Regions from separate parts of the Homo sapiens genome. Here region 1 is linked to region 2. A link is an interaction called in ENCODE POLR2A ChIA-PET data of the cell type or tissue named here. Cell type or tissue: CD4-positive, alpha-beta T cell. All regions are shown on one strand. Each heading gives the region's core, and the rest is flanking DNA. Links, peaks and the distances in the headings are about the cores only.

Evidence for each region. Peaks named below come from ENCODE experiments on the same cell type or tissue, not always from the same donor. Only the 100,000 strongest peaks of a DNase experiment are listed, where the experiment ranks them.
Region 1: POLR2A ChIA-PET joins it to region 2 with 5 read pairs; 1 of 35 experiments calls an interaction of 5 or more read pairs at or near these places.

What each region holds. Positions count from the first base shown.
Region 1 is chr4:69,655,470-69,671,942 of GRCh38, forward strand. No RefSeq gene overlaps it. Among named protein-coding and RNA genes, the nearest start is that of UGT2A1, 10 kb to the left of the region's middle. RefSeq lists an enhancer at 855-2,054. In CD4-positive, alpha-beta T cell, for the core only: no CTCF peak of the experiment used is centred there; a DNase peak (open chromatin) is centred at 5,862.
Region 2 is chr4:69,817,679-69,834,151 of GRCh38, forward strand. It overlaps a transcript of SULT1E1 not described here. Among named protein-coding and RNA genes, the nearest start is that of SULT1E1, 34 kb to the right of the region's middle. RefSeq lists enhancers at 13,341-13,430, 14,913-15,207 and a silencer at 14,169-14,348. In CD4-positive, alpha-beta T cell, for the core only: CTCF peaks have their summits at 5,883 (motif pointing left) and 6,085; a DNase peak (open chromatin) is centred at 5,873.

The DNA.
Region 1 (16,473 bases), core at 4,868-7,367, 160 kb before region 2:
ATTCTGCCAGCAGACTGCTTTTGGACTCAAATTGCAACTCTTCCCTGAGTCTCAAGCCTGCTGGCCTACCTTGCATATTTTGGACTTACCAAGCTTCCACGACTGTATGAAGCATTTCCTTAAAATAAATGTACATATCTGTCTCTCTACACACATACATATATACACACTCTCACACACATCCTGTTGGTTCTCTTTCTCTGGAGAACCCTAACACACTCCACTCAGACAGATTGTCTAAGGTGGCTTCACTTAAGTTTTGGATATCGACTCTTGCCGTCACTCTCTTGAAACAATGTTCTTAGACTCTCATGTAAAGAAACTCCATCTAGCTGCACCCTGGCACTGTCCCAAAAAAGTGAGGATAATACCTGCAAGGTTTCTTAAGGATTATGCCTTGAAGTCATATTTTACTTCTGTAGAGTTCTATTAGATCAAACAAGTTACCTGGCCAAGCCTAGGGTCATAGTGGGAGAATTTTGAGGGCCATATGGCAAACAGCCCACCATACAATACATTCTCAAATGGCTTCTCAAATTTTACATTCTTGTGAATGATTCTCTCTTCTTGTGATTAATTTTACACACATTACTTCAATATAAATTTTTATCTCATTGCATTTTCAGTTTTTTTGTAATTTCACATTTATGGTACTCTTACAATGTGCCATGTGCTATTCTAAGTATTTTATGTAGATTAATTTAATTCTTACAACAACCTTTTGAGGTAGGTAATACTATTTTGTTCCCATTTTCAGATGAAAATGCCAAGGCATAGAAAGCTTATGTAACTTGCCCAGTAACACTCAGAGACTTAATGTCACAACCAGTACTTAAATGTATACTATCTGACTACAGGGTATGCATGCTTAGTCATAATGTTATTAAAATATCATTTGTGATGACTGAGGCATCATGGCAGATAGGAGGCAGGACTAGATTGCAGTTCCAGACAGAGCAGGAGACAGAGGCTTGCACATTGAATTTTAGCTCCAGATCGACTGCAAGAGCAAACCGGTAATCCTGAGAGGACCCACAGATCCTCTGCCGGAAGCAGACTGTTTCTGCAGGACCAAGGAGACACCACAGATACTGTGGGTGTCCCAACTGCAGAAATTGGAAAGGGAGACCCTTCTCTTCCAAACACACACCCCACTGGAGAAGCTGTTTCTGACTTTACCTGGAGCTGAGTCAAGTTAGAGAGCTGAGCCAAGTGAAATACAGGGGTAGGGGAAGTAGCGGAAAGACCCTGGGAGCTCGCTGGGTCCCCCAAGCAGCCCATACCTGCCTGGCACCACAGGGATCCACTGGGAGGTTGGCCAGAGAAGTAGGGGGTAAAATACCACAGGCAGAAGGAATTCTCTAGCTAAACTCTGTAACAATTTGAACGGGGCATGAAGCCTCCTGGCCAGTACTTCAAGGAGGGTGTGAATCCAGCATGCAGACCTCACAGGCAGGGGGGAAAACTAAAGCCCTTTTCTTTGGCAGCCGGGAGGTGGAAAGCCTCAGGCAAGTTTTCAAGCAGGGCTCACCCTCCACCTGGAAACAGACTCCAGGTTGTTGAGGGGGACACGGTGGGAGTGAGACTGGCCCTTCAGCTAGCATGTGAACTAGGTGAGGCCTGTGACTGCTGGCTTTCCCCTACTTACCTGACAACCTACATGACTCAGCAGAGGCAGCCGTACTTCTCCTAGTGTGTCCGGAATTGGTGGGTTCTTGGTCTCGCTGTCTTCAAGGATGAAGCCGCGGACCCTCACGGTGAGTGTTACAGTTCTTAAAGATGGTGTGTCCGGAGTTTGTTCCTTCTGATGTTCGGACGTGTCTGGAGTTTCTTCCTTCTGGTGGGTTCGTGGTCTCACTGACTTCAGGAATGAAACTGCAGACCTTCGCGGTGAGTGTTACTGTTCTTCAAGGCAGCGCGTTTGGAGTTGTTAGTTCCTTCCGGTGGGTTCATGGTCTCACTGGCTTCAGGAGTGAAGCTACAGACCTTTGCAGTGAGTGTTACAGCTCTTAAAGACGGCGCAGACCCAAAGATTGAGCAGCAGCAAGATTTATTGTGAAGAGTGAAAGAACAAAGCTTCCACAGCGTGGAAGGGGACCCCAGCTGGCTCGGATGGCCTGCTTTTATTTCTTTTTTTTTTTTCTTTTTCTGACTATGTAAGTATCACATTTATTATTTTAAAATAAGAAATGCACAAAGATGGCAAAATAATTTGGAAATTATTTCTAATTCTACCATGTATAAATTATCACTGAATATTTCGGTAAACATTCATCCAGAGTTTATATTAATACAAATACACACACACACACACACACACACACACACCACATCCTGCTGATTGGTCCATTTTGACAGAGTACTGATTGGTGCATTTACAAACCTTTAGCTAGACACAGAGCGCTGATTGGTGCATTTACAATCCTTTAGCTAGACACAAAAGTTCTCCAAGTCCCCTACCAAATTAGCTAGACACAGAGTGCTGACTGGTGCGTTTACAAACCTTTAGCTAGACACAGAGTGCTGATTGGTGCATTTACAAACCTTTAGCTAGATACACAGTGCTGATTGGTGCATTTACAAACCTTTAGCTAGACAGAAAAGTTCTCCAGGTCCCCACCTGACCCAGAAGCCCAGCCAGCTTCACCTCTCAATGGCACTCACTGTGGGACTTTGCAGCACCTAGCCCGGGCACTCTGGCAGCCCAGAGGGAGCTCGTTCCCTGATCAAGCCCAGCAGGCTCTGACCAGCTGCACCCGTGGAGTCCACGCCCACTGGGAACCCGTGCCGGCCCACAAGCACCACAAGCAGCCCTCGCTCCAGCCTGCTCCTCTCCCTCCACACCTCTGTGTGAGCAGAGGGAGCCAGCTCTGGCCTCAGCCAGCCCCAGAGAGGGGGCCCCCACAGCACAGTGGTGGGCCAAAGGGCTCCTCGAGCTTGGCCAGAGCAGACGCCAAGGCCGAGGAGGTGCCGAGAGCAAGTGAGGGCTGCTGGCACGTTGTCACCTCTTGCTAGGTACACAACTCCAGTGACCTGGGAGTCTCACTCCCATCTCCAACAGCAGCTGCAGCAAGACCCGCCCAAGGAGATGCTGAGCTCGCACACACCTATACTACCCCCACCTGATGGGCCTTCCCTATCCACTCTGGTAGCAGAAGACAAAGGACATTTAATCTTGGGAGTTCTGGGGTCCCATCCACTGTGGGTATCTCTTCACACTACTACAGCTGATGCTTTCTGGAAAGTGCCATCTCCTGGCAACAGGCCAAGCAGCACAAAAATGATCATTAAACCACCAAAGCTAGGACCCTCACAGAGTCCAATGCACCTCTGCCACCTCCAATGGAACAGGCACTGGTATCCACAGCTGAGAGACTCATAGATGGTTCACATCACAGGACTCTGCAGACAACCCCCAGTACCAGCCCGGAGCTGGGTAGACTCACTGGCTGGCTAGACCCAGAAGAGAGTTAACAATCATTGCAGTTGGGCTCACATGAAATCACATCCACAGGAAAAGGGGGAGAGTACTACATCATGAGAACACCCTGTAGGACAAAAAAATCTGAACAGCAACCTTTGGCCCTAGACCTTCCCTCTGACATAGCCTACACAAATGAGAAGGAACCAGAAAACAAACCCTGGTAATATGACAAAACTAGGCTCTTCAACACCCCCAAAAAATCACACTAGCTCACCAGCAATGGGTCCAAACCAATAAGAAATTCCTGATTTACCTGAAAAAGAATTCAGGAGGTTAATTATTAAACTAATCAAGGAGGCACCAGAGAAAGGTGAAGCCCAATGCAAGGAAATCCAAAAATATGATACAAGAATTGAAGGAGAAATATTCAAGGAAATAGACAGCTTAAAGAAAAAACAATCAAAAATTCAGGAAACTTTTGGCAGACTTTAAGAAATGTGAAATCCTCTGGAGAGTCTCAGCAATAGAACTGAACAAGTAGAAGAAAGAAATTCAGAGCTCAAAGACAAGGTATTTGAAGTAACCCAATCCAACAAAGACAAAGAAAAAAAGAATAAGAAAATATGAACAAAGTCTCCAAGAAGTCTGGGATTATGTTAAACAACCAAACTTAAGAATAATCAGTGTTCCTGAGGAGGAAGACAATTCTAAAAGCTTGGAAAACATGTTTGGGGGAATAATTGAGGAAGACTTCCCTGGCCTTGCTAGAGACCTAGACATGCAAATACAAGAAGCATAAAGAACACCCAGGAAATTCAGTGCAAAAAGATTTTCACCTACACACATTGTCATCAGGTTATCCAAAGTTAAGATGAAGGAAAGAATCTTAAGAGCTGTGAGACAGAAAAACCAGGTAACCTATAAAGTAAAACCTATCAGGTTAACAGCAGATTTTTCAGCAGAAACCCTACAAGCTAGAATGGATGGGGCCCTATCTTCAGCTTCCTCAAACAAAACAAGTACCAGCCAACAATTTTGTAGCCAGCAAAACTAAGCATCATATATGAAGGAAAAATTCAGCCATTTTCAGACAAACAAATGCTGAGAATTTGCCATTACCAAGCCACTGTAAGAACTGCTAAAAGGAGCTGTAAATCTTGAAACAAATCCTGGAATCACATCAAACAGAACATCTTTAAAGCATAAGTCAGACAGAACCTATAAAACAAAAATACAAGTTTAAAAGCAAAAACAAAAAAAACAAAAATAACCAAAGTACACAGGCAACAAAGAGCATGATGAATGCAATGGTACCTCACATTTCAAAACTAACATTGACTGTAATTGGCCTAAATGCTCCAATTAAAAGATACAGAACCTCAGAATGGATAAGAACTCACCAACCATCTCCTGCCTTCAAGAGACTCACCTAACACATAAGGACTCATATAAACTTCAAGTAAAGTGGTAGAAAAAGACATTTCATGCAAATGGACACCAAAAGCAAGCAGGGGTAGCTATTCTTATATCAGACAAAACAAACTTTAAAGTATGAGAAGTTAAAAGGGACAAAGAGGATCATTATATAATGGCAAAAGGCCTTGACCAGCAGGAAAATATCACAATTTTAAACATATATGCACTTAACACTGGAGCTCCTAAATTTATAAAACAATTATTAATAGACCTAAGCAATGAGATAGAGAGCAACACAATCATAGTGGGGGACTTCAATACTCCACTGACAGCACTAGACAGATCATCAAGACAGATAGTCACCAAGGAAGCCATGGATTTAAACTACACCTTGGAACAAATGGACTTAATAGATAGATAGATAGATAGATAGATAGATAGATAGATAGATAGATAGAACATTTCATCCAACAACTGCAGAATGCACATTTTATTCAACAGTGCATGGAATTTTCTTCAAGTTAAACCATGTGATAGGCCATAAAATAAGCCTCAATACATTTAAGAAAATTGAAATTGGAGTTTGCTGGAGGTCCACTCCAGATCCTGTTTGCCTGGATATCACAAGTGGAGGCTACAGAACAACAAATACTGCAGAATGGCAGATGTTGCTGCCTGATCCTTCCTCTGGAAGCTTTGTCTCAGAGGGGCACCTGGCTGTCTCAGTCAGCCCCTACTTAGAGGTGTCTCCCAGTTAGGCTACTTGGGGGTCAGGGACCCACTTGAGAAGGCAGTCTGTCCGTTCTCAGATCTCTAACTCCATGCTGGGAGAACCACTATTCTCTTCAAAGCTGTCAGACAGGGATGTTTAAGTCTGCAGAAGTTTCTGCTGTCTTTTGTTCAGCTATGCCCTGCCCCCAGAGGTGGAGTCTACAGAGGCAGGCAGGCCTCCTTGAGCTGCTGTGGGCTCCACCCAGTTCGAGCTTCCTGGAAGCTTTGTTTACCTACTCAAGCCTCAGCAATGGCAGACACCCCTCTCCCAGCCTCACTGCTGCCTTGCACTTTGATGTCAGACTGCTGTGCTAGCAGTGAGCAAGGATCTGTGGGCAGGGGACCCTCCAAGCCAGGTGCAGGATATAATCTGCTGGTGTGCCATTTGCTAAGGCTGTTGGAAAAGAGCAGTATTAGGGTGGGAGTGTCCCAATTTTCCAGGTACCGTCTGTCTCAGCTTCCCTTTGTTAGCAAAGGGAATTCCCCAACCCCTTGCACTTTCTGGGTGAGGTGATGCCCTGCCCTGCTCCGTGGGCTGCACTCACTGTCTGACAAGCACCAGTGAGATCAACCCAGTACCTCAGTTGGAAATGCAGGAATCACCCATCTTCTGCATTGCTCACACTGGGAGCTGCAGACTGGAGCCGAGGGTCCTGACTGTTAGAAGGAAAATTAACAAACAGAAAGGACATCCACACCAAAACCCCATCTGTATGTCACCATCATCAAAGACCAAAGGTAGATAAAACCACAAAGATGGGGAGAAACCAGAGCAGAAAAGGTGAGAATTCTAAAAATCAGAGCGCCTCTTCTCCTCCAAAGGAACACAGTTCCTTGCCAGCAACAGAACAAAGCTGGACGGAGAATGACTTTGATGAGTTGAGAGAAGAAGGCTTCAGACAATCGGTAATAACAAAATTCTCTGAGCTAAAGGAGGATGTTCAAACCCATCACAAAGAAGATAAAAACCTTGAAAAAAGATTAGACGAATGGCTAACTAGGATAACCAGTGTAGAGAAGTCCTTAAATGACCTGATGGAGCTGAAAACCATGGCATGAGAGCTAGGTGATGCATGCACAAGCTTCAGTAGCCGAATCGATCAAGTGGAAGAAAGGGTATCAGTGATTGAAGATCAAATGAATGAAATGAAGTGAGAAGAGAAGTTTAGAGAAAAAAGAGTAAAAAGAAATGAACAAAGCCTCCAAGAAATATGGAACTATGTGAAAAGACCAAATCTACATCTGATTGGTGTACCTGAAAGTGATGGGGAAAATGGAACCAAGTTGGAAAACACTCTGCAGGATATTATCCAGGAGAACTTCCCCAATGTAGCGAGGCAAGCCAACATTCAAATTCAGGAAATACAGAGAATGCCACAAGGATACTCCTCAAGAAGAGAAACTCCAAGACACATAATTTTCAGGTTCACCAAAGTTGGAATGAGGGAAAAAATGTTAAGGTCAGCCAGAGAGAAAGGTCGGGTTACCCACAAAGGGAAGCCCATCAGACTAACAGTGGATGTCTCGGCAGAAACTCTACAAGCCAGAAGATAGTGGGGGCAAATATTCAGCATTCTTAAAGAAAATAATTTTCAACCCAGAATTTCATATCCAGCTAAACTAAGCTTCATAAGTGAAGGAGAAATAAAATCCTTTACAGACAAACAAATGCTGAGAGACCTTGTCACCACCAGGCCTGCCCTAAAAGAACTCCTGAAGGAAGCGCTAAACATGGAAAGGAACAACCAGTACCAGCCACTGCAAAAACATGCCAAATTGTAAAGACCATCAATGCTAGGAAGAAACTGCATCAACTAATGAGCAAAATAACAAGCTAACATCAAAATGACAGGGTCAAATTCACACATCATAATATTAACCTTAAATGTAAATGGGCTAAATGCTCCAATTAAAAGACACAGACTGGAAAATTGGATAAAGAGTCAAGACCCATCACTGTGCTGTATTCAGTAGACCCATCTCACGTGCAGAGACACATATAGGCTCAAAATAAAGGGATGAAGGAAGATCTACCAAGCAAATGGAAAACAAAAAAAGGCAGGGGTTGCAATCCTAGTCTCTGATAAAACAGACTTTAAACCAACAAAGATCAAAAGAGACAAAGAAGGCCATTACATAATAGTAAAGGGATCAATTCAACAAGAAGAGCTAACTATCCTAAATATGTATGCACTCAATACAGCAGCACCCAGATTCATAAAGCAAGTCCTTAGAGACCTACAAAGAGACTTAGACTCCCACACAATAATAATGGGAGAGTTTAACACCCCACTGTCAACATTAGACTGATCAACGAGACAGAAAGTTAACAAGGATATCCAGGAATTGAACTCAGCTCTGCACCAAGTGGACCTAATACACATCTACAGAATTCTCCACCTCAAATCAACAGAATATACATTCTTCTCAGCACCACACCACACCTATTCCAACATTGACCACATAGTTGGAAGTAAAACACTCCTCAGCAAATGTAAAAGAACAGAAATTATAATAAACTGTCTCTCAGACCACAGTGCAATCAAACTAGAACACAGGATTAAGAAATGCACCAAAAACTGCACAACTACATGGAAACTGAACAACCTGCTCCTGAATGACTACTGGGTACATAAAGAAATGAAGGCAGAAATAAAGATGTTCTTTGTAACCAACGAGAACAAAGACACAACATACCAGAATCTCTGGGACACATTTAATGCAGTGTGTAGAGAGAAATTTATAGCACTAAATGCCCACAAGAGAAAGCAGGAAAGATCTAAAATTGACACCCTAACATCACAATTAAAAGAACTAGAGAAACAAGAGCAAACACATTCAAAAGCTAGCAGAAGGCAAGAAATAACTAACATCAGAGCAGAACTGAAGGAGATAGAGACACAAAAACCCCTTCAAAAAATCAATGAGAGGGGAGGAGCCAAGATGGCCGAATAGGAACAGCTCCGGTCTATAGCTCCAAGCGTGAGCGACACAGAAGACGGGTGATTTCTGCATTTCCATCTGAAGTACCGGGTTCATCTCACTAGGGAGTGCCAGACAGTGGGCTCAGGTCAGTGGGTGCGCGCACCATGCGCGAGCTGAAGCAGGGCAAGGCATTGCCTCACTCGGGAAGTGCAAGGGGTCAGGGAGTTCCCTTTCCGAGTCAAAGAAAGGGGTGACGGACACACCTGGAAAATCGGGTCACTCCCACCCGAATATTGCGCTTTTCTGACCAGCTTAAAAAACGGTGCACCACGAGATTATATCCCGCACCTGGCTTGAAGGGTCCTACGCCCACGGAGTCTCGCTGATTGCTAGCACAGCAGTCTGAGATCAAACTGCAAGGCGGCAGCGAGGCTGGGGGAGGGGCGCCCACCATTGACCAGGCTTGCTTAGGTAAACAAAGCAGCTGGGAAGCTCGAACTGGGTGGAGCCCACCACAGCTCAAGGAGGCCTGCCTGCTTCTGTAGGCTCCACCTCTGGGGGCAGGGCACAGACAAACAAAAAGACAGCAGTAACCTCTGCAGACTTAAATGTCCCTGTCTGACAGCTTTGAAGAGAGCAGTGGTTCTCCCAGCACGCAGCTGGAGATCTGAGAATGGGCAGACTGCCTCCTCAAGTGGGTCCCTGACCCCTGACCCCCGAGCAGCCTAACTGGGAGACACCCCCCAGCAGGGGCACACTGACACCTCACACGGCAGGGTATTCCAACAGACCTGCAGCTGAGGGTCCTGTCTGTTAGAAGGAAAACTAACAAACAGAAAGGACATCCACACCAAAAACTCATCTGTACATTACCATCATCAAAGACCAAAAGTAGATAAAACCACAAAGATGGGGAAAAACAGAACAGAAAAACTGAAAACTCTAAAACGCAGAGCGCCTCTCCTCCTCCAAAGGAACACAGTTCCTCACCAGCAACGGAACAGAGCTGGATGGAGAATGACTTTGACGAGCTGAGAGAAGAAGGCTTCAGACGATCAAATTACTCTGAGCTACGGGAGGACATTCAAACCAAAGGCAAATAAGTTGAAAACTTTGAAAAAAATTTAGAAGAATGTATAACTAGAATAACCAATATAGAGAAGTGCTTAAAGGAGCTGATAGAGCTGAAAACCAAGGCTCGAGAACTACGTGAAGAATGCAGAAGCCTCAGGAGCTGATGCGATCAACTGGAAGAAAGGGTATCAGCAATGGAAGATGAAATGAATGAAATGAAGCGAGAAGGGAAGTTTAGAGAAAAAAGAATAAAAAGAAATGAACAAAGCCTCCAAGAAATATGGGACTATGTGAAAAGACCAAATCTACGTCTGATTGGTGTACCTGAAAGTGATGGGGAGAATGGAACCAAGTTGGAAAACACTCTGCAGGGTATTATCCAGGAGAACTTCCACAATCTAGCAAGGCAGGCCAACGTTCAGATTCAGGAAATACAGAGAACGCCACAAAGATACTCCTCAAGAAGAGCAACTCCAAGACACATAATTGTCAGATTCACCAAAGTTGAAACGAAGGAAGAAATGTTAACGGCAGCCAGAGAGAAAGGTCGGGTTACCCTCAAAGGGAAGCCCATCAGACTAACAGCGGATCTCTCGGCAGAAACTCTACAAGCCAGAAGAGAGTGGGGCCAATTTTCAACATTCTTAAAGAAAAGAATTTTCAACCCAGAATTTCATATCCAGCCAAACTAAGCTTCATAAGTGAAGGAGAAATAAAATACTTTACAGACAAGCAAATGCTGAGAGATTTTGTCACCACCAGGCCTGCCCTAAAAGAGCTCCTGAAGGAAGCGCTAAACATGGAAAGGAACAACCAGTACCAGCCGCTGCAAAAGCATGCCAAAATGTAAAGACCATCGAGACTAGGAAGAAACTGCATCAACTAATGAGCAAAATCACCAGCTAACATCATAATGACAGGATCAAATTCACACATAACAATATTAGCTTTAAATGTAAATGGACTAAATGCTCCAATTAAAAGACACAGACTGGCAAATTGGATAAAGAGTCAAGACCCATCAGTGCGCTGTATTCAGGAAACCCATCTCACGTGCAGAGACACACATAGGCTCAGAATAAAACGATGGAGGAAGATCTACCAAGCAAATGGAAAACAAAAAAAGGCAGAGGTTGCAATCCTAGTCTCTGATAAAACAGACTTTAAACCAACAAAGATCAAAAGAGACAAAGAAGGCCATTACATAATGGTAAAGGGATCAATTCAACAAGAAGAGCTAACTATCCTAAATATATATGCACCCAATACAGGAGCACCCGGATTCATAAAGCAAGTCCTGAGTGACCTACAAAGAGACTTAGACTCCCACACATTAATAATGGGAGACTTTAACACCCCACTGTCAACATTAGTCAGATCAACCAGACAGAAACTCAACAAGGATACCCAGGAATTGAACTCAGCTCTGCACCAAGAGGACCTAATAGACATCTACAGAACTCTCCACCTCAAATCAACAGAATATACATTTTTTTCAGCACCACACCACACCTATTCCAAAATTGACCACATAGTTGGAAGTAAAGCTCTCCTCAGCAAATGTAAAAGAACAGAGATTATAACAAACTGTCTCTCAGACCACAGTGCAATCAAACTAGAACTCAGGATTAAGAATCTCACTCAAAACTGCTCAACTACATGGAAACTGAACAACCTGCTCCTGAATGACTACTGGATACATAACGAAATGAAGGCAGAAATAAAGATGTTCTTTGAAACCAGCGAGAACAAAGACACAACATACCAAAATCTCTGGGACGTATTCAAAGCAGTTTGTAGAGGGAAATTTATAGCACTAAATGCCCACAAGAGAAAGCAGGAAAGATCCAAAATTGACACCCTAACATCACAATTAAAAGAACTAGAAAAGCAAGAGCAAACACATTCAAAAGCTAGCAGAAGGCAAGAAATAACTAAAATCAGAACAGAACTGAAGGAAATAGAGACACAAAAAACCCTTCAAAAAATTAATGAATCCAGGAGCTGGTTTTTTGAAAGGATCAACAAAATTGATAGACCGCTAGCAAGACTAATAAAGAAAAAAAGAGAGAAGAATCAAATAGACACAATAAAAAATGATAAAGGGGATATCACCACCAATCCCACAGAAATACAAACTACCATCAGAGAATACTACAAACACCTCTACGCAAATAAACTAGAAAATCTAGAAGAAATGGATAAATTCCTCGACACATACACTCTCCCAAGACTAAACCAGGAAGAAGTTGAATCTCTGAATAGACCAATAACAGGAGCTGAAATTGTGGCAATAATCAATAGTTTACCAACCAAAAAGAGTCCAGGACCAGATGGATTCACAGCTGAATTCTATCAGAGGTACAAGGAGGAACTGGTACCATTCCTTCTGAAACTATTCCAATCAATAGAAAAAGAGGGAATCCTCCCTAACTCATTTTATGAGGCCAGCATAATCCTGACACTAAATTCAAATTAAGACACAAAGGCCATTATCTTTACTACAATTAAACATGTGCTTAGAGGTATAGATGAGAAAAGTTAGGCAAAAGAAGACAATCAGTTATGTCAAAAATGGAGAGGGAGAGGTAATTTATCTTTAGTTGCAGTTCATATGGAGGAATATTTGGAAAACTATTATAAAGTTCAAGAGAGTATATAGAGCAAAATAATAAGATATAAAGTTTAAATTGAGATATGTGTAGAATTTTATACAATAAGAAAGATAAGTTGTTCATAATCTAATTAAAAAGATAAAATAACTAAGCATAAATTTAACAAAGCATATACAAAATCTATATGAGGAACAATTTTAAACACTTTAGAAATACACAAAATAGTCACTTTTTATTAAATTAAATTAGTGATATTCTTCCAATCTTCTTTAACTTCTAATTTTCTCTTCCATTTTCAGTCTCTGTACTTTGAGCACTCAAAGAGTATTGCTTATAATATAATCTGTCAATACTGCCTAATATTTGGAGATATGTGATAATGCAATATGGTAAAGAAAAAATAAAAACTAAGGGTGACATTTATATCTTTACTTATTTTAGCACAGCTGGAAAAAATCCCTATGTTTATCAGGTAGCATTTTTATATTCTACTTACCCAATATATGAGGTTTTAGAACTTTGTCAAATTCTATAGAATATTAAATAAGAGGAAAGCTGAAGTTCAGAACAATGGTCTTTTGACAGCTAACCTGCCTTCTCATATGGAAAAATAACAAGTAAATGTTTTCCTTTTTTTCTTAGGAAATTCTAGCTGATTTTATAACTGGTAAATTAATCTTTGCTATCCTTATGTCCTCTAGAAACAACCATGCAGATATCAAACCATGCAATACGAACAACACCAAAAAAAAAAAAAAAACCTTGGTATTGGGTTCTCCATTTTTTTAAGACATTAAATTTTGTATTCATTTAAGTGTATTTTACAAGAGATGGAACAAGATGGTGGAATAGAAAGCTCCATCGATCTTCCTCCACACACACATCACAAGGACACCAAGTTAACAAATATCTACGCAGAAAAAAAATCTTTATAAAAAAAATCAGTTGACCACTCATAGTACCTGCTTTTAACTTTGTATCATAGTTACATAGTACCTGCCTTTAACTTTGAAAGAGGCATTGAAGAGATTAAAAAAAAAAAAGTCATGAATTGCAGATTCTACCCCTCCTCACTCCACAGCAGCAGTGTGGTGTGGAGAGCACTTCTGGGCACTGGAGGAGGAGAACACAGCAAGAGTGAGGCATTGAACTCAGAATAGAAAGTAAACCCAGACCAAACTCAGCTAACACCCACTCACAGAGGGAGCATTTAAACCAGCCCTGGTCAGAGGGGAACCACCAAGTCCAGTGGTCAGAACTTGAGTGCCTGCAAACCTCACCACAGAGGACTACAGTGCTCTGTATCTCCAAGTAATCTTGAAAGGCAGTCTAGGCCATAAGGATTGCAACACTTATGTGAGTCCTACTGCTGTACCAGGCCCAGAGACCATGGACTGGGGCTCGTGTGACATATTGAGATAAGTTAGGACAGCCAAGGGAGTGCTGGCATCACCTCTTTTCTAAACCCAGGCTGTACAGCTTATGGCTCCTAAAGAGACCCCTTCCTTGCATTTGAGAGGAGAAGGAAGAGTGGGGACCACTTTACCTTGAATCTAGGATACCATCTCAGACATAGTAGGATAGGGCACTAGTCAAAGTCTTAAAGTCCCTAATCCAGGCTCTAGCTACCAGATGACATTTTTAGACACACCCAGGGCCAGAAAGGAACCTGTTGCCTTGAAGGGAAGGACCCAGTCCTGAAAACATCACCTGCTAACTGAAGAGCCCTTGGGCCCTGAATAACAAGCAGTGATACTCAGGTTCTACATACAGAGCCATGTGTGAGACATGCTAGCTTCAGGTGAGACACAGAACATTATCAGCTCTGTTGGATGTGGTTCAAAACTTCTTCTCTTTGAGAAAAGCAGAGGAAAATTTAAAGGAGACTTTGTCTTACACTTTAGGTACCAGCATGACCACAAGGGTATAGAGCACCAGTTGGGCTCTTAAGGTCCCTGGTTCAAGGACTTGACTCTTGGACGGAATTTCTGGATCTACCCTAGGCCAGAGAGGAACTCACTTCCCTAACAGGTGAGTTCCAGAGAAAGTAGCATTCACCACAAGCCAACTTATGAGACCTTGGGCTGGCTGGGCACCGTGGCTCATGCTATAATTTTAGCACTGTAAGAGACCGAGGTGGGCAGATTACTTGAGCCCAGGAGTTCCAGACAAGCCTGGGCAACATGGAAAAAAAACCCATCTCTACTAAAAATACAAAAAATTAGCCTGGTGTGGTGGAATGTGCTTGTAGTTTCAGCTACTTGGGAGGCTGAGATGGGAGGATTGCTTGATCCTGGGAGGCAGAGGTTGCAGTGAGCCAAGACTGTGCCACTGTACTCCAGCCTTGATGACACAGCGAGGCTTTGTCAAAAAAAAAAAAAAAGAAAGAAAGAAAGAGAGAGAGAGAGACAGAAATAGAGACAGAGAGAACTTGGGCCTTAAGAGAACATCAGTGGCAGTGTGGCAGTACTCCATGTGGGCTGGGGTGGAGGTGGCTATGGGGTAAGGCTCCTTTGCCTTTGAAAGTTGAAGTAAGAGTGGCAGGAACTGAGTCTTGTGGTTTGAGTGTCAGCTCAGTCTCAATACAATAGAATATCGTATAGATTTCTAAGATTTTTTGCTCTAATCTCTGAATCCTGGAAAGCACTTCTGGACCCATCCAGTGCCTGAAGGACCTTGCCATCCTGAAGGGAAAAATACAGACCTGGCTGGCTTTTTCACCTGCTGGTTGTAGCACCCAGTGCCTTGAGCAAATATACAGTAGCCAGGGAGTTGTTTCAGCAGGGCTTGGGTGAGACCCAGAGCTGTGTTGGCTTCATGTGTGACCCAGCACAGTCACAGTGGTGGTGGCCACACAGTTCTTGTGTCACTCTACTCCCAGATTTAGGTGGCTCAGACCAGAGAGAGAGAGACTCTGTTTGAGAGAAAAAAAAGGGAAGGGAATAAGATTCTCTTCTTGGTAAACCAGAGAATTCATCCAAATCTTGTTCAAGACCATTAAGGCAATACCTCCATGAGCCTGCAAGAACTACAGTATTACTGGGCTTATGGTGCTCCCTGAAGAAGATACAGCTGAGATCACAACACCCAAGTTCCTTTACGTATCTGGAAAACCTTCAAAAAAAGTACAGCTACTAATAACTCCAGATAGTGAGGACTACAATAAATAGTTAACTCCTCAATACCAAAGAACCTCTATTAGCATCAACACCATCTAGGGAAACATGGCTTCCTGAAATGAACTAAATAAGGCACCAGGGACTTGTCTAAATAAGGCTCCAGGTATCTCTGTTTTTGGAGAAACAGAGATTTGTGAACTTTCAGACAGAGAATTCAAAATAGCTGTGTTGAAGAAAATCAAAGAAATTCAAGATAACGGAGAAATAATTAAGAATTTTACCAGAGAAATGTAACAAAGAGATTGAAGTAATTAAAAAGAATTCTCAAGAAATACTAGAGTTGAAAAAATGCAATTTCCATAATGAAGGCATCAGAGTCCCTTAATAGCATAATTGATCAAACAAAAGAAAGAATTAGTCAGCTTGAAAAGAGGCTACTTGAACATATGCAGTCAGAAGATATAAAAGAAAAAAAAACACAATGAAGCATGCCTACAGAATCTAAACAATAGTCCAAAATGGGCAAATCTAAGAGTTATCAGCATTAAAGTGGAGGTAGAGAAAGAGAAAGGTGTAGAAAGTTTATTCAAAGGGATAATAACAGAGAATACCCAAAGCTAAACAAAGAAATCCTATCCAAATATGAGATGGTTTTGAACACCAAGCAGATTTAACCCAAATAAGACCACCTCAAGGTATTTAATAATGAAACTTCCAAAGGTCAAGGATTAAAAAAAAAAATAAGGATCCTAAAATCAGCAAGAGAAAATAAACAAACAACACACAATATGGCTCCAATATGCCTGACATCAGAGTATTCAGTGTAAACCTTATAGGCCAGGAGAGAGTAGCATGCCATATTTAAAAGGCTGAAGGAAAAAACAAATAAAATACGAATAAATAAATAAATAACCTTTACCCTCAAATAGTATATTCAGCGAAAATACCTTTCAAACATGAAAGAGAAATAAAGACTTTCCCAGAAAAACAAAAGCTGAGGGATTTCAACACCAGACCTGTCCTAAAAGAAATGCTAAAGACAGTTATTCAATCAGAAAGAAAATGACAATAATGAACAATAAATAATCATCTGAAGGTATAAAAATCACGTGTAATAGTAAGTACATTG
Region 2 (16,473 bases), core at 4,758-7,257:
CTAATTCCAAGACCTATACTTGAGGTAAATAAATGTATATTGAAATGAAATGAAATTTCTCTAGTACACTAGGTAAAACTATCAGGAATTAAGTTATTTATGTTTACCATTGTATAATAATTTTGATCATTAAGTTACCACTTTAGGATATACTGAGAAGTATTAGTAGGTGTAGTGAATTCTTATAATTTTACGTTTCTTCTGCATCCATTTGAATATAAGCCACACTTTATCATACCAGAAGCAGTAGGCACCCTTGACACAGTTTCCAATTCTCTGCCCCCCTCAGTCCCTCAGTGTGGTGACCACCTCCCTATGGGACAGCAAGAGACAACCTACTTACTCACCCCACTAATGTGCACACCCTACATGGACTGCACAGATATGCTGCAGGGACCATCTCTCAGTCACAGTGTGCACATGAAACTTGCTCTTGCTTGCCATGAACCCACCAATTAAAACTTCCTGTGGGAAACCTGCTTGGGTAAATCTCTGAACCCCACTAAAGGATTTGGCCACAACTCCCTCCCTCTTTCTCTCCCTTGCTCCCCACTTGCAGACTGAACACAAGTGTCCTGGACAGCTCCCTCCTTCCCTTTGGTGCTGTGCGGGGCATACTGCCCTCTTCTCTTTGGATCTGTAAGTAATAAACTACCTCAGTTATTTTATGTGTTTTGTTGATTTGCTACTCTGTGTCTGTCTGATTGACACACCCAAGTCTAACTTCTTTCCTAGTCAGAGCTTTCACAGATAATGGTTATCTTGGTAGGAATAAACTTGACATTGATCAGATAAGAGCCACAGGATTGTCTGCCAGTGTAAACAAATTTCCTATGAGAGAGACACCTGGTCTCAGATCAGATCCTTAAGCATTAGATTGTCCACCAGAATAAAGAAGTATCCTGTGAAAAGCACATTGTAAACATCCACATCCAAATACTCTGGAGCCCCAACAGGGCACAGCTAAATTTTATAGCCATTCTCCTGAGAGAGACCTCAAGACCAAATTTAAAAAAAGATAGACAGAGTCCCACTCAGAATGAAATTAAGATATTCTAAATGATTATTCAAAACAAACACAACAGTGCATATATTATATTTTTAATCTTCATTTAAGAATCTACTAGGTTTAGTTTTATAATCCAATTTTAAGGCTACTCTGTCAACAAGTGGCAGAGTAGATTGGATTGGAACCCAGATAGTTTGACTCCAAGGCCTGCAATCTTAATTACTATTCTATACTGTGTTGTAAACATTGAAAAGACAAAAAAATACAAGGTTACATAAGAGAAGTGCCAAACTATGGTGAGGTGGTTGGCAAAGCTATAATAAAGGCTTTTGACCATGAAATTTGGTTAAATGAAGGTACAGAAGAGTACTCTAGATTGAAAAGATAGGAAAACAGTATCATATTTGGCTCAATATCTCATACAATGAAGTACATTATAAATATATGAGAGTGTATACTCATATGTGAGGTATATACTAAAGAGCATATTAAATAACTTAGAAAAGCTGAATCACACTACCAATTTGTTTTAATAATATTTGTCCTTTAGTACTCACATATTTTACCTAATTATATAAAATGTAAAATTTAATTTGCAATCATTTCTGATGGGAGAAATTATACATTTTGAACCTTATTTCATGTGTGAAAACCATTATGAAATACATTTTAACTTGATTAATATACAGTTCTTTGTAACTTCTGAAATATGTGATTTGTGAATATATGTGATTATGGAGCACACTTTGAAGGGGAAAAATCAAATAAACATGTTTTAATATTTCCTGAATCTGGTTTAAATTTTGTATATGAGTTCAATATTCTAGATTAGCATGATTATTCCTAAAAGACTCACAACCAAAGTACGTATGGAAGAAATGTAGTCAAATTAAACTTACCTTTAAATTCCTGAGAGCTTTTAATAAATATTCTCAGATGAAGAATCAAAGAGAAAAATTCATTAAAATGATAGTGCCCTTGAGTGGTATATAACTTAATATGTGAAAGAAATTGAGTTGTTGAAAGCTCAGGAAATGTTGAAAGAAGATGATTGTTTCCCTTAGGCCTCTTCTTTGTTTACTTCTCTGAACGTGTCCCTTGAAATATAATGTCCTCTGGAGTATAATTATAAGACCTTGGGAACAATGCAACATTCCACATGTTGATAATAGTCAGGGTTAGTCTATGTTAACCTGAACAAAACTATTGACACGCATATTCATTAATGAGTTAAAATAAGCAAATATTGTACCAAAAGATATTATGTGCATTAACCATGAAAAGTGAATACTAAAGTGATAATAGTCAATTCATTATTCTCCTAAAAAGTGATATTTTTATATTCAACAGATCCTTGACATAGACAGGACAGATTTTATTAACTCCTTTTTAAATATGTAAAAACTAAAATATTTTAATAGTTGGAATGCTGTTAATTTCTGGGGCTCTTCTAGGCATAAGATTGAGAGCCTGAAAAGAGGCATTTGGGTCCAGTTCTTCCACAAACCAGCAGTACGACCCTGAGCTACATATCTCATATTGCTGAGCCATATTTTACTTGTCTAAAATAATATGAGAAATGTATAAAATGATCACTTCAGTTTGTTTTCTTTCTTTCTTTCTTTTTTGCCTTTTAGTGAATCTTTTTAAAAATTATTATTATATTTTAAATTCTGGGGTACATGGGCAAAACATACAGGTTTGTTACATAGGTATACGTGTGCCATAGTGGTTTGCTGCACCCATCAACCCATCATCTACATTAGGTATTCCTAATGCTATCCCTCCCCCACCACTCCCCAACCCCCGACCGGCCCCAATGTGTGATGTTTCCTCCCTGTGTCCATGTGTTCTCATTGTTCAACTCCCACTTATGAGTGAGAACATGTGGTGTTTGATTTTCTGTTCTTGTGTTAGTTTGCTGAGAATGATGATTTCCAGCTTCATCCACGTCCCTGCAAAGGACATGAACTCACCCTTTTTTATGTCTGCATAGTATTCCACGATGTATATGTGCCACATTTTCTTTATCCAATCTATCATTGATGGGCATTTGGGTTGGTTCCAAGTCTTTGCTGTTGTGAGAAGTGCCACAATAAACATACATGTGCATGTGCCTTTATAGTAGAATGGTTTATAATCCTCTGGGTATATACTTAGTAATGGGATTGCTGGGTTAAATGGTATTTCTAGTTCTAGATCCTTGAGGAATCACCCACACTGTCTTCCACAGTGGTTGAACTAATTTACGCTCCCACCAATAGCGTGAAAGTGTTCCTATTTCTCCACATCCTCTCCAGCATCTGTTGCTTCCTGACTTTTTAATGATCACCATTCTAACATTATACAAATCTAAGTAAAATGAATGTTCTTTGATTACTAAATTATATACTTCAATAAATCACAACAGCAGAAACAAGAAACAAATGAAGAGTTGAACAAAACACCCATTTATTGCTAGAAAATTCCAACAGAATATCATCAGTTAAAACACTGTTTTTTAATAAATCCCAATGTTTATAGAATTTATAAAAACTTAAAATTAATGCAAAACTATCCTACGTTTTTCACACAATGTTCAGCGGTTTATCACTGTAATAAATAACCCAATTTCATATCTTATGATTACAGTTTGTTTAATAGTCTGTTGATACCTAAGAATAAGGCTGTATTATTTTTCCATACACTATACCTTATAAAAAATCTTAGTTCATGTTATCAAATTTGATTGGCATAAAACATGGAGCAACATTAAGACACAGATATGAAAGGGCTGGATTTGAAGTTAGAACTATTCTTCCCTTATGCAGCCAAATTATCTGTCATTTGAATATCCTTTGCTTTTCTTCACTTTTCTCCTGTCAGTTAATACAGAAGACAGTTTCTCTATCAATGAAGATCCATGGCCATCATATCTAGATCATTCCATCCTGACAGATACTTTCATTCGTGTGTCTCTAAACTCCAATCCTTAGCAGGATGCTCTCCTTCCTAGCATGGGAACCTCAGGCTACCCAGCTGTCCCTGGCTACTTTTACGTGTGCATTAAACAATGTAACCATGGTTATATTAAAGCTATGATAGTAAATATGTTTTAATTCTAATCTCTTAGTTTCCATTTCCTATTTTCTGTCATATCAAAGAAATGTAATTTAAAGCTTTTGGGTAAATGGGAAAGAAATATTAAAAGCTCATAACCATTACATTGAGGTTTGATAATTAAATCAACAGATATTATAACTGACATATCAGAACTATATAGTTGTAATAGTTAGGTTGTTGTTAATTATGTATAGTTGCTCACTTGTGAACTATCCAGATTGAATAACTTGGAAAAGCAAGAATGGTCCTTCTATGCTCTGGATCAATATTAATCTAGCTATAGCAATGGAAAAGAACAAACATTTATACATTACTTTTTATTAAACTAATATCAATTAGGTTTTATGTAATTATTGTGATATAATTAATTCCCTCAACAATTCTGTTGTTGGTAGACAATGAAACAGATCAGGGTAACTTATTCATTTAATCCAACACCAACTTTTAAGGTAGGTACTATTATTACCATTTCACAGGTAAAGATACTGAGGCTCTAAGTTAAACCATTTGCTTAGTTTGCAGGAATAATAAATAAAGGAGACATTGGTGGCTCACACATGTAATCTCGGCACTTTTGGAGGCCAAGGCAGGAGGATGACTCGAGGCCAGGAGTTCTAGACCAGCCTGGGCAGCATAGCAAGACCCCATCTCTACACAAAATACTAAAAATTAGCCAAACGTGATGGCATGCACCTGCAGTCCCAGCTACTCGGGAGACTGAGAGGCTTAGGTGGGAAGATCATTTGAGCGTAGAAGTTTCAGGTTACAGTGAACTGTGACCATGCCAACCTGGACCCTGTCTGTAGAAAAAGAACAGAAAAGGAGTCAAGAATTACTCTAGGTTCTGTACTGCAAGATTTTTACTACTTTGTTATGGTGTTTACTGTCTACAATCACTTTTATTCATCCCCATCTTGTTTTATGGTCACTTAATTACATGGTTTGTCTTCTTTCTAGACCCTAAGTTATTTGAATGTGGAATCCATTTCTGATTTAGCTTTCCCCCTCGACCGTTGTATTTGTCATAAAGAACTGCTGTACATGGGAGATGTTTAGAAGAATATGTATTGCACAAATAAAGAAAAAAGTGAAAAAAAATGGTCCTGCAAAATTAATGTAGAGCAGAGGATAATGTTTATTTTACTTTTTACAACAAAATGGCCCTGAAAGGCCGTGCTGAGTATATCCATAATTCCCTGTGGAATTATGATGTGGTATGAGGAAATACAGCAGTTGCTTTGGTGCTATTGCTGCAGAAAAATCAGGAGGGCAAGAGAGACCTCAGGGTAAAGCAGGAGAATCTTTATTGAGTGCACTCAGACCCAGCAGACTCAACGTCCAAAGACTGGGCCCCAAACAAAGACAAGGTTTTGTTTATATACCTACTCCTAAGTGGTGTGAAAACTAATGTACAGAAGCAAGACAAAGGCACTTAATCAGGCTATGACAGGCTGATAACTCAGGTTTAGTATAGCCCTCACCATGCAGCCCAGATGGTCGTTATCTGGGCCACTATTTCAGGTACAACTAGCCTCCCATTGCAGAATTTTCACCATTCTCCTTCAACGTAGCTTCCATTTTCCTGAGCAAACTAAGCTCTTTCATTTGGAGTGTAGCTTAGGGTCTCCGAGAGGGGGATCTCTGGGAGGAGAGGCATAGTTAAGGCTTCCTCTTTAGAAGGTGGAGTCATCATTGCAGCCCACTTTGCCTTTGTGTCTGCCTTTCTATTTCCTTTAGCCTCTAATGTTCCTGCCCTCTGGTGCCACCTACAGTGCATCACTGCCACCTGCTTTGTGGCCCATACGGTGTCTAAGAGCTGTAGAATTTCTTCCTGTACTTTGTTTATTTTCCTCCAGCAGTTAAAAGTCCTCTTTCTTTGTAAATAGCCCCATGAACATGCCAAGTGGAAAAGCATATTTAGAGTCTGTGTAAATATTTGCCTTTCGGTCTTTTGCTAGCTGGAGAGCCCTTCTCAGAGCTATTAGCTCTGCTATCTGAGCAGAAGTTCCTGTAGGCAAAGACTGTGCCTCTACTACTGAGTCCAAAGTCACTACTGCATACTCCGCTCAGTGGACCCCCCCTAGAATGAAGCCGCTCCTATCAATAAAATATTCAATGTCCGGGTCCCTGAGGGTCTGATCTGTCAAATCTCTCTGGCTTGAGAACATTTCATCTACCACATCCACACGGCAATGAAGGGCACTTCCTGGCACTGACTCATTGGGGAGCAAGGTAGCTGGGTTTAGAGTATTCACAATCTCTAAAGTTATTCAGGGATTTTCATATAAGAGCCCTTGGTATTAAGTCATTCTCGGATTTGATAACCAATGGTACCCCCTTTGGTCCATCAAAGTTACACCTGAGTGCGGTACCTGGATTGTCAGTTGCTGTCCTAAAGTCAGTTCATTAGCTTCCTGTGCCAGCAGAGCAGTGGCAGATAGTGCCTTAAAACAAGGAGGCCATCCAAGTGCCACAGAATCTAACTTCCTGGATAAGTATGCCACCAGGCAGTGCCATGACCCTATGACTTGGGTTAGGATCCCTATGGCCATTCCTTTTCACTCATGGACATAGAAAAAGAAAGGCTTAGTTAGATCTGGCAGCCCTAAAGCTGGAGCCTGAGTCAAGGGTCCTTTGATTTCTTTAAAGGCCTTCTCCTGGTCAGTCTCCCAGAGGAGGAGCTCCTTTTTTCTCACTTTGTGGCTTCACATAATGGTTTAGCCATGAGCAAGAAATTTGGGATCCAGACGCAGCAGAACCCTGCTGCCCCTAGTGAGAGGTGAAGCCAGCCGGGGTTCTTGGTCGGGTGGGGACTTGGAGAATTTTTGTGTCTAGCTAAAGGATGGTAAATGCACCAATCAGCACTCTGTGTCTAGCTAAAGGATTGTAAATGCACCAATCAGCACTCTGTAAAGCACACTAATCAGCACTCTGTAAAATGGACTAATCAGCACTCTGTAAAATGGACCAATCAGCACTCTGTAAAATCACCAATCAGTGCTCGGTAAAATGAACCAATGAACAGGACGTGGGCAGGGCCAAATAAGGGAATAAAAGCTGGCCACCAGAGCCAGCAGTGGCAACCCGCTGAGGTCCCTTTCCACCCTGTGGAATCTTTGTTCTTTACCTCTTCACAATAAATCTTGCTGCTGCTCACTCTTTGGGTTGCTCTTTCGGGTCACTACTTTTAAGAGCTGTAATATTCACTGTGAAGGTCTGCAGCTTCACTCCTGAAGTCAGTGAGACCGCTAACCCACCAGGAGGAACAAACAACTCCAGATGTGCCACCTTTAAGAGCTGTAACACTCACTGCGAAGGTCTGTGGCTTCACTCCTGAAGCCAGCGAGACCATGAACCCACCAGGAGGAACAAACAACTCCAGATGTGCCACTTTAGGAGCTGTAACACTCACTGCGCAGGTCTCTGGCTTCACTCCTGAAGCCAGCAAGACCACGAACCCACCAAAAAAGAAATTCCGGGCACATCTGAACATCTGAAGGAACAAACACACAATCTTTAAGAACTGTAACACTCACCGCGAGGGTCTGTGGCTTCATTCTTGAAGTCAGTGAGACCAAGAACCCACTGAAAGGAACCAATTCTGGACACATTTTGGCAACCGTGAAGGGACAATCACCAAGTGGTGAGTAGCATCAGACCCCTTTCACTTGCTATTCTGTCCTATTTTTCCTTAGAATTCGGGGGCTAAATACCAGGCACCTGTTGGCCAGTTAAAAGCAACTAGCATGCCTGCTGGACTAAAGACACGGGTGTCAGGCTTTCTGGGAAAGTGTTCTCTAACAATCCCCGACTCTCGGAGTTGGGAGCATTGGTTTCCCTGGAACCAGTTTCTGCTTTTCCTGTACTTCTGGGCTGAGCCGAGTGTCAATAGAGAGGAAAGCCATTCAGCTCCGGGGTCCCGACAACAAGTCGGTTGACCCTGCAGCCATAAGCGAAACTCTGAAAGTCATGTCGCCTAAGTGAGACTCGCCCATCTATCCTATCTATCCTGACCCTTGCCTCCTGGGTCCTAATGCCTGTCAGACAAACTTCCTCTTGCCTCTCTTCTCCGAGGCTAGTCCCACTTCTAAAAACCACTCCCTGTTTCTGGTGCTTTTCTAGTTCCTCCTATAAGAATGATTTCTAGTGTAAACTCGAGGACTCTATTCCCTTCTTTAGGCACCCAGGCTCACTAATTGGAAAGACATAATTTTTGCCCAAAGCCCCATTGTAGGGGGTATTATCTGGAATTTTAGGGTCCCTCCTCAGACAAGCAGGCCTAACAAAAGCTATTCCTGAAGCTAGGATATGGGGAGCCTCAGAAACTGTATTCTTCCTATTCATATAAGTGAGGAAAAAAGGCGTCACTCTTCCAACCCTGGAGATTCCTTCCTTCCCTCAGGGTATGGCCCTCCACTTCATTCTGGGGACATAACATCTTTATAGGATGGGGTAAAGTTCCAATACTAACAGGAGAATGCTTAGGACTCTAACAGGTTTTCGAGAATGTGTCGGTAAGGGCCACTAAATCTGATTTTTCTCAGTCCTTTTTGTGGTCTAGGAGGACAGGCATGGGTGCAGGTTTTTGAGAATGTGTTGGTAAGGACTGCTAAATCCAACATTCCTCGGTCCTCCTTGTGGTCTAGGAGGAAAACTAGTGTTTCTGCTGCTGTGTCAGTGAGTGCAACTATTCCGATCAGCAGGGTCCAGGGACTGTTGCGGGTTCTTGGGCAGGGGAGAAACAAAGCAAAACCACAGGTGGTTTTTTCTTTCAGATGAGAAACACTCAAGCACCAACAGGCTCACCCTTGAAATGCATCCTAACTCATTGGGACCAATTTGGCCCACAAACCCTGAAAAAGAGGTGGCTTATTTTTTTCTGCACTATGGCTTGGCCCCAATATTCTCTCTCTGATGGGGAAAAATGGCCACCTGAGGGAAGTATAAATTATAATACTATCCTGCAGCTTGACCTTTTCTGTAAGAGGGAAGGCAAATGGAGCAAAATACCTTATGTCCAAGCTTTCTTTTCATTGAAGGAGAATACACAACTATGCAAATCTTGCAATTTACATCCCACAGGAGGACCTCTCAGCTTACCCCCATATCCTAGCCTCCATATAGCTCCCCTTCCTATTAATGATAAGCCTCCTCTAATCTCCCCTTCCCAGAAGGAAACAAGCAAAGAAATCTCCAAGGAACCACAAAAATCCCCCAGCTATCGGTTATGTCGCCTTCAAGCTGTAGGGGGAGGGGAATTTGGCTCAACCCAGGTACATGTCCCCTTCTCCTATTCTGATTTAAAGCAGATCAAGGTAGACCTGGGGAAGCTTTCAGATGATCCTGATAGGTACATAGATGTCCTACAGGGTCTAGGGCAAACCTTCTATCTCACTTGGAGAGATGTCATGCTATTGTTAGACCAAACCCTGGCCTTTAATGAAAAGAATGTGGCTTTAACTGCAGCCCGAGAGTTTGGAGATACCTGATATCTTAGTCAAGTAAATGATAGAATGACAGCTGAAGAAAGGGACAAATTCCCTACTGGTCAGCACGCTGTCCCCAGTATGGATCCCCACTGGGACCTCGACTCAGATCATGGGGACTGGAGTCGCAAACATCTGTTGACCCGTGTTCTAGAAGGACTAAGGAGAATTAGGAAAAAAGCCCATGAAATATTCAATGATGTCTACCATAACTCCGGGAAAGGAAGAAAATCCTTCTGCCTTCCTCAAGCAGCTACAAGAGGCCTTAAGGAAATATGCTCCCCTGTCACCTGACTCCTTCGAGGGTCAATTGATCCTAAAAGATAAGTTTATTACCCAGTCAGCCACAGATATCAAGAGAAAGCTCCAAAAGCGAGCCCTGGGCCCTGAACAAAATCTGGAGGCATTATTAAACCTGGCAACCTCGGTGTTCTATAATAGGGCCAAGAGGAACAGGCCCAAAAGGAAAAGCGAGATCAGAGAAAGGCCGCAGCCTTAGTCATGGCCCTCAGACAAACAAACTTTGGTGGTTCAGAGAGGACAGAAAATGGAGCAGGCCAATTACCCGTGAGGGCTTGTTATCAGTGTGGTTTACTAGGACACTTTAAAAAAGATTGTCCAATGAGAAACAAGCCACCCCCTCATCCATGTCTGCTATGCCAACCCCTCATTCATGTCTGCTATGCCGATGCAATCACTGGAAGGCACACTGCCCCAGAGGGCAAAGGTTCTTTAGGCCAGAAGCCCCCAACCAGATGATCCAACAACAGGACTGAGGATGCTTGAGGCAAGTGCCAGCACATGTCACCCTCACTGAGTCCCAGGTACATTTAACCATTGATGGTCAGGAAATTGTCTTCCTCCTTGACACTGGTGAGGCCTTCTCAGTGTTAATCTCCTGTCCTTGATGACCGTCCTCAATAAGGGAATAAAAGCTGGCCACCCAAGCCAGCAGCGGCAACCCACTCAAGTCCCTTTCCATGCTATGGAAGCTTTGTTCTTTCGCTCTTCACAATAAATCTTGCTGCCACTCACTCTTTTGGTCCTCACTACCTTTAAGAGCTGTAACACTCACAGTGAAGGTCTGTGGCTTCACTCCTGAAGTCAGCAAGACCATGAACCCACCAGGAGGAACAAACAACTCTGGACATGCCACCTCTAAGAGCTGTAACACTCACTGCAAAGGTCTGCAGCTTCACTCCTGAAGTCAGCGAGACCACAAACCCACCAGAAGGAAGAAACTCTGGACACATCTGAACATCTGAAGGAACAAACTCTGGACACACCACCTTTAAGAACTGTAACAGTCACTGCAAGCTTCCGTGGCTTCATTCTTGAAGTCAACAAGACCAAGAACCCACCAGAAGGAACCAATTCTGGACACACTAGGAACTCTCTTATTTGTCACCAGGTGGTTGGAGTAGGAAGTGCACAAACAGCCTGCTTCCATTCACTACCGAGCCATCTTTTCCCTTGGCTTATATAGAAGCCTAAACACTGGACACTTTCAGAGCAGATTTGAGCCTTTTTCCCTGACACTTTATATCCTGCCTTCCATAACATGTGCAGGAGTCCCCTGATAGCAGTCCTCTTGGGTTGGGGCTGCTAGAAGGAGATCATCAATGTACTGGAGCAAGACACAGTCACTGCTCGGTGAGGTGCAGTCTTTAAGATCTGAGGCCAGTGTCTCTGCAAAGATTGTGGGAGAGTTCTTAAATCCCTGTGGGAGTCTTGTCCAAGTGTACTGTGATTGACCCCACTGGAAAGCAAAAATAGTCTGACTAATCGGTGCCAGCTGGAGGCAGAAAAATGCATCCTTTAAATCTAGGACTGTAAAAACCAAGTGGCACTTGCTGGAATATGTCCCATTAAAGTATACAGGTTTGGCACCACTGGGTGGATGGTCACTATAGCTTGGTTTACCGCATGCAAATCCTGCATTAGCCTATATTCACTAGACAGCTTCCTCACTGACAAGAGAGGGGTATTCCACAGTGACTGGCATTTGACTATGATTCTATGCTTATGAAGTCGCTCTAAGTGTTTGTGGATTCCCCATATGGCCTTGGAAAGTAGTAGTGGGTACTGATGGACCCAAACCAGAGTTGCTCCTGGTTTTAAGTCCACTACAATTGGTGCCTGATTTACTGTCAGTCCAAGCAGGTTACTTTCAGCCCGAACTCTGGGAATTTTAGTAAGTAATGTGTGCATATCATTTACTCCTGCTTCCAGGGTCTTTTCTGCATATAGCCTCCATTCCTCAGCTTTCAGGACAGTAAGGGTTAACACCATAGCCTATGGGTGAGCTAGGTTTAAAGTTACATTCCCTTGCCACCCAAATGTAATCTGTGCCTGCAGGTTTTGAAGTAGGTCTCCTCCCAGCAAAGGAACTGGACAATTTGGAAGGTATAGGAATTCATGTTGGACTCCTTGTCCTCCTATTACACATCTCTTTGACCGATAGAAAGGCCTTCTTTCTGAAACTCCAATGGCTCCTACAATGGTTGCACAGTTCTTGGATAGTGGCCCTATAAGTCAGGTCACTACCAAATGCTCAGCCCCAGTATCTACCATAAAGTCCATCAACTGGCCCCCTACTTCCAAAGTGATCATAGGCTCCTGGAGGCCCAAAGAGATGGAGCCTGGTCTGTCCTAGTCCTCATATCCCTCAGCCCCTGCCAGTCCAATCAGATCAGTGGTTAGTCCTGGGTGTGGTATCCCCCTGCTGGTGGCCTTCCCATACGATGGCCCAGACCATTCTCCTTGTTATCATTCTCTGGACACTTGTCCTTCCAGTGTCCTTTCCTTTTTCACTGGGTCCATTGATCTCTTTCTAGTCTCAGCCAACTCTCAAATCCCTGTCCAGTCTGGCCTCTTCCACACCCATGTTTGTGTCCCCTTGCAAAGCCAGCTTCCCTTCCTGTAAGGGCTGCTGCCAGCAAATCAGCCTTTTTCTTAAGCCTTCAATTAGCCTCCCTCTTTGCCTCCTGATTTTGGTTAATGTACACCTTGGTGGCTACCTCAATAAGCTGAGTAGCATTCATGCTCATGAAATCTTCCATCTTCTGCAATGTTTACCTAATATTGCCCTGGGCCTGCCCTATGAATGATGTATTTACCATATGCTGATTTTGAGTAGCCTCAGGGTTGAACAGGGTGTACAACCGAAATGCCTCACAAAGTCTTTCGTAAAACTGGCTTGGTCTTTCATCTGCTCCTTGGAGCACCTCTGAGATTTTTTCCTGCATTGGCTGCTTTTCTCCCACCATTTTTTAGCCCATGCAGGATTGCCTCTCAGTACTGCTGCAGATGCTGCAGCTGGGATGCGTCATTTGGGTCCCAATTGGGGTCTGTTTCAGGGAACTGGCCCTGCGCATATGCCTGGGCATTAACTGTGTCTGCAGGAGCATTTGCTTCTAGCCACTGGAGGGCTGCCTGTGTCAGTCTCTGGCACTCTTCCATATTAAACAGTGTCAGAAGAAGCTGTTTCCAATCTGGCCAGGTTGGATTGGTTGTCTGAATAATGGACTGCATCAAGTCTATAAAAGCCTGTGGCTTCTCTGTGTAGGAGGGAGCATGATGCTTCCAGTTCATGAGATCAGTGATTGAAAAGAGCTGGTAAACAAAAGCTCACTCTGCCCCCTGGATGTGGCCATGCTCTTGATAATAGACAGGTCCTCTCATTTCCTGAAGAGCAATTTGCATGACTTGGGCACGGCCAGACCTGAGACAGCCTACCTGACTTTCTAGGCTTTCCGCCCTAACTTTCTGTAGCTCTGATTCCTCCTTCTCAGGTGAGGCTGGGAGCATGTACCCACTCGGATTTAACTCCTTGTGGGCAGCTGGGGCAGTTGGCCTCACAGATGAACCAGCAGCAAAAGCAGTTGGTCTTGGTAAAGGGGGGTTGATTGGAACCTAAGGAGGATGAGGAAATTCTGTTTCCTCCTGAGGTGCCTGTAAAACTCGTTTATCTTGCCTTTCCTGTAGCTTTTTCTTTTTCTCTGCAGCTGCCAGCATGGCTGATTTTACTTTTGGGTTCGGCTGCTTGGGCCACTAGTGTCTTACAATATGCTGCCAAACAGGGTTGCAACCATGCTGGTCAGTTTTATATAATATTGAGGCATGAATTGATATAGGGGAATTGGTCTGGTTACCCTTGCTGTCCCCCGACCCTGGTCACCACCTTAAATGCCCGGCCTATTGTCTCCCTATCTATAATATCCTCGGCCAGCCAACTGACACCAATAGAGGGCTATTCTAATTCACAGAGAGTTCTCAACCTTTGGGGGGTCAGTTTAATTCCATAATCCCCTGAAAAAACTTTCTTAAAATTATTTAACGTACATTCCAATGGAGTGGGTTTCAACAACTGTCCCCACATTTCCTCCCTTTACGATGTGCACTCGCTCTTTCTTTTCTGACCGACCAGACCGTCTCCTATTACGGGAGTTTTCAGATGCTGCTTAGCTAGGAGAGTTCCTTATTCCCACCACGGATGCTGCAGCCAGGGGGCAGCTCCTATTAGCCAGATGTGGATTGTCACTAGCCCAGGTCGGTCCCACACCGCTCGGAGCACACAGTCCACACTAAGAGATCTGTGTCTCCCCACATTACTTCCTGCGTTAGTCCCTCCCAGAACCATCTCTCACGCAGTTTCACACACTTCCCCTCTCCCAGTTCCCTTTTCTAACTGACTTAGCAATCCTCTCTCACATACCATGTCAGTTGGGGTATAAGTTTCATCTGAATTGCAGAGCCACTCTCACCTCCAGCCTCTCTGGGTCAAATTAGTGGTTATACCTCGGGAGGTGATCAAGCTCCTCTTCTGTCCTTACGGGACAGGTCCTGCCTTGAGCCCCAAAACCTTACCACAGTTCAGTAGAGCTGCTTCTGGGATTGTCCTGTAACCCCTTCCAGGTTCTGTTGCACTGTTAGGGGAGGGGCGCCGGAGAAGCAGGAGAGCCGATCTCCCCTTCAGGTTGAGGTTCTCCCAGTGGCATGCTTGGGGTAACTGATCTCCCATGGCTGGGAGCCCCAGACCCACAGGCAAAGGAGACAGCCAATCTGTCATCTCTCCCTCCTGGCTGGCGCACCAGAAATGTTGCAGAAAAATCAGGAGGGCAAGAGAGACCTCGGAGTAAAGCAGGAGAATCTTTATTGAGTGCACTCAGACACAGCAGACTCAATGTCCAAAGACTGGGCCCCGAACAAAGACAAGGTCTTGCTCATATACCTACTCCTAAGTGGTGCGAAAACAAATGTACAGAAACAAGACAAAGGCACTTAATCAGGCTATGCCAGGCATATAACTCAGGTTTAGTATACCCCTTACTATGCAGCCCAGATGGTCATTATCTGGGTTAGTTCAAAGTTCAAAGGAGTTTCACAAATACTCATCTTGCGACCCCCCCACCATGGCGTCCAGCTGGCTGTAAGCTAGACCTGCTCAGGCACGTCTGGTGACCTTTGTTACACTGCTTAGATGAAAAAGCAGGAACCTACAATCATTAACTATAGGGAAAACAAGAACTCATAACACTTACAGAGCAAGGAGCAAGATATAGTTACATAGCAGACGGCATGGGATTCGAGGGGGAAGTTTACTTACACTAAAGGAGAGATAGGAGAACTTATCTCCTCACATCTCTATATTGAGGGAGTGCTGGGAAAGTCTTCAGGGCACATCCCTTTGAGCTCTGGCCCTTAGATAACGTTATCAAAACTTTGCCTGTTACTGCCTTTGAAATGAGTCTGCCTAACACAGGCAGCTTGTTTTATTTTTTTCTTTTAATTTTTATTTTGCTTTTCTTTCTTTAATATCCTGCCTCACTATATGTGCCTAAGTACAAATTATGGTTCTGCAATTTATATGGAACCCTAGGCATGATACTTGGTTTCCTCATCTAAAACATATTATGATGTTTTAGATGAGGGATATGATACCAGTCAACATTGTTGATATGAGGATTAAAATGTAATAATATGTAAAATACCTAGTTTCATGTGGCTGCATGGTGTACACTCAACATCTTAGCATGAAAATTGTTTTCAGGCATAGAAAGCATCTCTAGTATTACAATAGAGTGGCCAGAATAGGCATGCTTTTGGAATACAATGTAATTTCCTAATAACAGACTTCTTACTTGTACAGCTAACTTAGGTAGAATTTCCACGCATGACTGAAATTGCTAAGGAACTTACTGTCTGGTTCCTTCATAAACAATTGAAGGCAAGTATCAATCTGAAATTCTGAGTAGTTTCTTATGCAATTTATACCATGCCAAGAGGTAAGTTGAGAAGCTTTGCCAACAAATAAAGGGACAGTGAAGAACATCAAAACAGATTATAAGCTTAAGTAGCACATGCCTTTTCTTGCCATTTTCCACTAATAATTTACTGAATATTAACCATAGGCAAAGTACTACCAGTTCTCTCCACTCTTTCACACTTTCACAGTCAATCTACTTGTAGGAACTTATATTCCTGCTGTTTCTATTGCTTTTCCTCCCTTTCATGGCACTAACCCATGGAGACATTGATTCTTCTCCCACCATCTCACTACTCCACTATCATTTGCAAATAATTCTATGTTAAAAGCCATCAAAGAATAATCACATTTGTTGTTAAATTTAAAGCCAATACTTTCTTTTTAATTGTATTTGCCTTCCCTATAGCATTTGACCATTTTACCACTCCATCCTTTGAAATGTTCTTTGTAGCTTAGCTTTAGTTGTACCAGTTTCTTCTGGTTTTCCTCCTTTATCTTGAAACATTTTGTTTTGGGGGATTTGTTATTAGTGACCTCATTTTCTTCTGCCCATTCCCTACATATTGGTAATTATCCAGATCCTACTCCTTCCAAGCTACAAGCCTTCT